Linked DNA regions of Homo sapiens: region 1 is linked to region 2. The links are chromatin loops, found by intact Hi-C in ENCODE. Cell type or tissue: sigmoid colon. All regions are shown on one strand. Links, peaks and the distances in the headings refer to the core of each region. The heading gives the core; the rest is flanking DNA. Region 1 overlaps LMO4 (LIM domain only 4). Region 2 has its middle 220 kb from the start of LINC01364.

Region 1 (2,911 bases), core at 129-2,628, 260 kb after region 2:
GGAAAACGGAAAAGATGGGAAGAAATCCCACCAAACCACTGCACTTTAAAGGTGCTTTGCTCCTGTTTGAACAACACCATGTAGTTTTATTCCTGTTTGCCCGCTGAGCTCCAGCTCTCCTTGCTGGCATTAAGAGATGGAGGGCAAATCGTATTTTTAGTTTACTATCAATGCTTAGCATCTTTCAGTAACTTCAATGACCAATAGGTGGGCTTATTTTCAACTGCATTATTACTTCAAGCAAAATACATGCAATATGAAACGCTACCTGGCTGTGTTTTCTAAACTGCTTTTGGGCAAGGAGAGGTACGTTTCTGAGAGTGTGGCTGAAAGGTATATACATTTGTACCTGCAAGTAAATATCAGCAACCTATCTGAGGAGAAAAAAGCACATCCACAGCTACTGATCCAGAAGCAATTGGTTTTCCAGCAGGTTCCTATATTTAATCTAAATTCTGCACCAGCTATATTAAATGTAACAAAGAAATGCAACCCAGAAATTATGCCTGGAGCCAAGTCCATTAAAGGTACTTCGGAAAAACTAGAGACCAGGCACCTTAAAAGCACCAGAAGCTATTGATACTTAAGAGGGGGGCTGTGCATAATAGGAAAAAAAAAATCAGCCAAATTACGCTTGGTTAATTCAGAGTAACAGATCTGCCCCCAAGTGAATTGGAGGCCTTGAATTAATTCTGTTATGACAAATCAAGATAAACGTTCCCCCTAAATTGCATGCGATTTAATTAATTTTTGAGATCCTGTTTTTTTTTTTTTTCTAGCTAATAGTTCACATGCTCCTGTGCTGTCATTGTGCTTGAGTGGGCAGACTTCAAAGTGATATTAAATAACCAACTATTAGATTTACCTAGCACGTCCTATTGGAAAAGTGCCATTTAATTACCTAGCCTGTTCAATTAAAGGGACAGCATTCTCTGAATATAGCAGCTTGCTGTTGATTACCAGGGAAATGAACTCGCTGTCTGGCGGCGCCTCCATTCCTAACGCCACCCCCTACCCAAACACACCCTCCACCACCAACTACCAATTCTCCCCACCCTCGCCCCAGGCCCCCACCCCCGGCCGCGCCGGGCTCACTGCGGCTGCGGGCGCCACGTGAACCGCCCGAGTGGAGCCCGGGGAAAGAAAGCGCGACCCGCTCGCCCGGCTCCCGCCCTGCGCTCGCCCCCTCGTGGGCCCGAGACCGCCCGCCGGCTGGGCGCTCTGGCTGCGGCCTCGGGCGGCGCCGGCCCGGGTGCTGGCCGCCTAGGGAGCGAGGGCCAGCCGACGACCGCCACCCTGGCTTCCGGCGCGTTTCCTCGCCCTCCCCGGACCTGGAGCCCCACCCGCCGGTCTCCGAACTTCCTCCTCTCGCTGCACTTTCCGCGCCAGTCTTCGGGCCCGAGGTGGGGGTGGAGGAAAGACGGTTCGAGGAAGAGAAACGGAGTTTCCGAAGCTACTTGGGGCGCTTGGGTGGAGCTGAGGGGTCGGGAGCCGGGGGTGGGGGAAGGGGCAGTCCCAAGGTTCCCCTATTTTTGTAAGATGGGGGGGCCAGGCAGGCGTTGGTCCCTTTAAGATCCACCCTCCCCCTCCGCTCTACAACCCCCCCCCCTTCATTCTTTCCCTCCCTCTCTTAGAGGCCAATTTTGTTAATTAAATGTTTTGTTTGCGACGCAGCTCTCATTCATTGCGGACACGTCATTCGGAGCAGATCTAAGCCAGAGACCAGATCTCATTAGATAAAGCCCATCAGAACTAAGAAAATGGAGGAGCCACTAATTAAAGCTTTTAATTGTGCGGATTCGCTGCAGCAAGGCAGCCGCTTTATCTGAAATCTTGGAGGGAGAGGAGGCAGAAGCCCAGCTCTGCCCATCGACACTTGGCCGCGGAGGGGGAGGGGACTGGTGAAAGCGCCCCCTCATCTTGCAGCCCCCTCCCCCGCGCTCAGGCCGGCCTTTCCCAGCTCTCCCGCAGCTTTTTAGCAAGACCTTGGTTGTTTTCAAAAAACCACAACTCAAAGTCAAGACAGTTTAAAAGCCCCTCAGTAAATCGCTATGTGGTCTCAGTCGGACCAAGGGGTCCCCTTCACCTGGCGGCGGGCGAGCAGATTACTCCACTCTTCTGCAGCGGTCCCTGCGGCATTGAAAGCTCCTCCAACAAGTGGACTTGAGGGACATTGGAGAGGGGGTAGCTGAGAGGAACAGCAACGTCTGCACCTTCCCACCCTTTGGACATCCTGATGGGCTGAGAGAGGAACACTGAAGGAAGACTTCAGTAATCTCTTAAATTGGAGGGGAAGGGGCGCTCAGCTGCTGGTGAGCCCTGAGCTAAGTGTGAGGCCATCAATTTCGTACTGAGCTAGAACTCATCTCTCCTAGAAAGATCTAAGGTCCTCGGGGTAGCATGTAGTTCAAGAGCGAGCCTGGCTCCAGTTTCCAGATTCAGAGGGAAAAAAGGAAGTAAGAACGTAGATGCCATTAATTAAGGCTCAGGGCTGGGCACACATCCTCCATTGCTCCATTAGGGCACAGGAAAACACCAAAAGGCCATTTACATTTGGCCCCAAGAATAGAGAAAAGAATGGACACAATTCCCAGGAAGCCACTTGCCTAAACTTGTCCTGGGGGAATACAAGCGGACCCATCTTCTTTTTAATTAGTTGTAATCAGAAGCGAGGGTTTTTTTTGTTTTTTGTTTTTTTTTTTTTGAAGGCACTCGGAGAAGAGATGAATCTGTACCATTCACGGAATCTTAACAGCACTGTCAATTTTTCCACTTCAAACCACACTCCTTTCTTACCACAGTTTTGCTTTCTATTTAATTACAGCACCGTCAAAGCTCATGGCATTACTTGGAAGGAGGACCAGAAAGCATTACACCCATGTTCCTGCTGATTTTCCAACATTTACTTCTA
Region 2 (2,911 bases), core at 131-2,630:
AAAAAAGAAAGAAAGAAATACCTGGTAGGGATTGGAAAAATGGGTATTCAAATGGAGGACAACCTTTGAGATAGATACAGAAGGTTGAATGTGAGACTTTGGTTTAACCAAACTGCTTAACATTTACAATAAAATCAACACTTCTTAGGCAACAATTGGTATCCATGCCATCCATTGGAGTTAAACGATTATCATCACCATATAGATTTAACAGACAGTTGAGGGACTGTTTTATAACCTCACTATTTTGAAGCCACCCCATGACTCAGACGCTAAGCAGGACTGTATGTAACCAAAACCTCCTAGAATTTTAAAATTTAAAAAAACTTTAGAAATCATCTAGTCCAGCATTATGTAACAGAACTTTCTGCAGTGCTGGATATGGTCTAAATATGTGTGGTCCAGTATGATTATCATTAGTCATATGTGGCTATTAGGCATTTGAAATGTGGCAAGTGTAACTAAGATATTAAATTTTATATTTTATTTAATTGAATTCATTTAAATTTCAGTGACTGCATGTGGCTAGAGCCCATGGTGTTAGGCTGCACAGGTTCTAGTCCAATCCCTATTTTGCAAAAGAGGAAATAGAGCCTACAGTGTTTCAGGGCCTTGCACAGTGTCTCACACCGACTTTGTGAAAACCAAATAGTAGGCCGGGTGCAGTGGCTAACGCCTGTAATCCTAGCACTTTGGGAGGCCGAGGTGGGTGGATCATGAGGTCAGGAGATCGAGACCATCCTGGCTAACACGGTGAAACCCCGTCTCTACTAAAAATACAAAAAAATTAGCCAGGCGTGGTAATGGGCACCTGTAGTCCCAGCTACTCGGGAGGCTGAGGCAGGAGAATGGCGTGAACCTGGGAGGCGAAGCTTGCAGTGAGCCTGGGCAACAGGCTGGGCAACAGAGCAAGAAAGACTCTGTCTCAAAAAAAAAAAAAAAAGAAAACCAAATAGTATCAGAGCGAGGGAGCCAACTCCCAGTCAGGTGTTCTGTGTGCTCACGTAGTAGTACCCACCTCCTGGTCCACAAACTTGCAGAGTGGCTCAAAGTAAAGTGAGAGAGATGAGGGCGGTAGCTTATATTTTTCGTAAAGTTCCCATGAGTCAAGTTTTAAGTTTTTATAGATTTCTATTGGTGTTATAGTTCTCTATGCTGTTATATACAAATTCCAAATATAAGTTTCAAACTGTTGAATAGATGAGAAAAGTTAAAACTTGGCAAGTCAATGTTGGTCTCCCATTTTTTTTTCTTTTTTAATTTTACTGGCCTAAGAAAACTAGTTCCAAAGTCTTGGAAACATGTATTAAATCCCACGTGGGCAGCTCACTATAGTCTGGTATAGCCCCTTCTAATTATGTCACAATTTCTTAGAAAGCAACCATTTCTTCTACCTGTCTCAAAACCTCCACAATGTATATAAAATTGCAAGACACATAATAGACATTTAATAATTTCTCACTGAATAGAATTAGATTTTTAAAATGATGTCCTCATAATACAAGCATGCAAGTTATCTGAGAAGACGAATATTTTAAGCTATTGTCAGTCATTAACTCAAACTGGTTATACCATAAGAAGTAATCTAAATGTATATCTCTTGCTATCATAAAGCTCTTTTGCCCATATGCTGCCATTTAATCTTAACAATATTATGAGACGTAAAACAGAAAACTGCTTTAATTCTTGCGTTGCAGTCAGAAACTGAATTCAGAAAGGTTAAGCAACTTGCCCAAGGACTCACAGGTAGTAAAGATGGAACCAGGACCACTGCAGCTGCAGTATTCTAATTCTGTGGCCAGTTCTCTTTCTAGTATCTATCAGAAAGAAGAAGTGAGATGATAACAGCAATGCAATTTCAGTAACCTTGAAATTAACAAACACATGTATTGAGTACCTTCAGTTTTCCTGGTACTGGGTAGTGTAGGGAACACAAAGACAAAGATTCAGAGCCCAATCCTCACAGTAATTCACCTGAAAGAGCAGGCACTATGGAAAGAGGACACAGACTGATGAGTTTGAATGACAGAGGGAAGGGGAGAGGTGATGATGAATGCATTCAAGGCATGAGGTACTGTCCCAAGAGGAAAAGCCAAAGTGATGGGGAGGGAAGTGGGCCTGATGCGCCCAAGGAAGCAGGAAGGCACTGGATTCTTGTGAGTAGAGTGACAGCAGAAGGACCCAGGGGCACTAATGGAAGAATGAACAAACACTGAAAACCAGCATCTCCTGTTGCCCAGGTGCTCCCTCCATTCCCATTGCTCAACTCTGCTTGCAAACAATGGAAGCAATCTATTTTGCCTCTGGTGGGTGGACCCATTGACTCGATTGTCTGAGTTGGTAGAAGTCCCTTTCTGGGAAGTGACCCAGAGCCACTCCCTACTGGTTGGCGTAGGCTGCCTTCTGCTTTGCCAGCCCCCTCTGGGCTGCACCTGCCAAAGCCCAACCTAGTGTTGTTCTCCAGCCCCAGGGTGAGCAGGCTCTTTGAAGCGTATTTCACAAGCTCCATCACCAGCGGCTGCTGTCGGGGCATAGCTAGACCAGTTGCCACATTCCCCAAAACAGCTACCATAGAGAAAGAAGTCTGGGAACACTTAAGGGTCGTAGTGAGAAAGAAGCAGAAGGTCAGAGACACAGCTATTATTGAGAAGGAAAGGAGGAGAAAGAGCAGGAAATAAAGGTGAGGCTGAGAGGAAGGAGGCAAGGGACAAGAAACCATACGATGAATGAGAGTGATCCCAGAGGTCTGGAAAAATGTCTCAATTCCAGATGGAGTGCACCAGAGTCCTGCCTCCAGGCTGAAAACACAACAAACTCTTCAGAATCAATGAAGTCTTTTATCCTCTTCGATATATTTGTAGACAGTGAGCAGCAGCTCTCTCGGTAGCCAATTGCTATGTTTTATCAGACT

The links. Hi-C counts contacts between places; a loop is a spot of excess contacts. Peaks named below come from ENCODE experiments on the same cell type or tissue, not always from the same donor. Only the 100,000 strongest peaks of a DNase experiment are listed, where the experiment ranks them.
Region 1: a loop joins it to region 2, with 2.9 times the contacts of the local background. A loop is called at or near these places in 5 of 110 quality-filtered maps.

Annotation. Positions count from the first base shown.
Region 1 is chr1:87,333,736-87,336,646 of GRCh38, reverse strand. All of the region lies in intron 2 of LMO4 (LIM domain only 4), which reads right to left. Among named protein-coding and RNA genes, the nearest start is that of LMO4, 6.3 kb to the right of the region's middle. RefSeq lists a silencer at 1,018-1,387. In sigmoid colon, for the core only: a CTCF peak has its summit at 1,187 (motif pointing left); DNase peaks (open chromatin) are centred at 1,356 and 2,126; H3K4me3 peaks cover 2,500 bases; H3K27ac peaks cover 994 bases.
Region 2 is chr1:87,591,223-87,594,133 of GRCh38, reverse strand. No RefSeq gene overlaps it. Among named protein-coding and RNA genes, the nearest start is that of LINC01364, 220 kb to the right of the region's middle. In sigmoid colon, for the core only: no CTCF peak of the experiment used is centred there; no DNase peak of the experiment used is centred there; H3K27ac peaks cover 635 bases.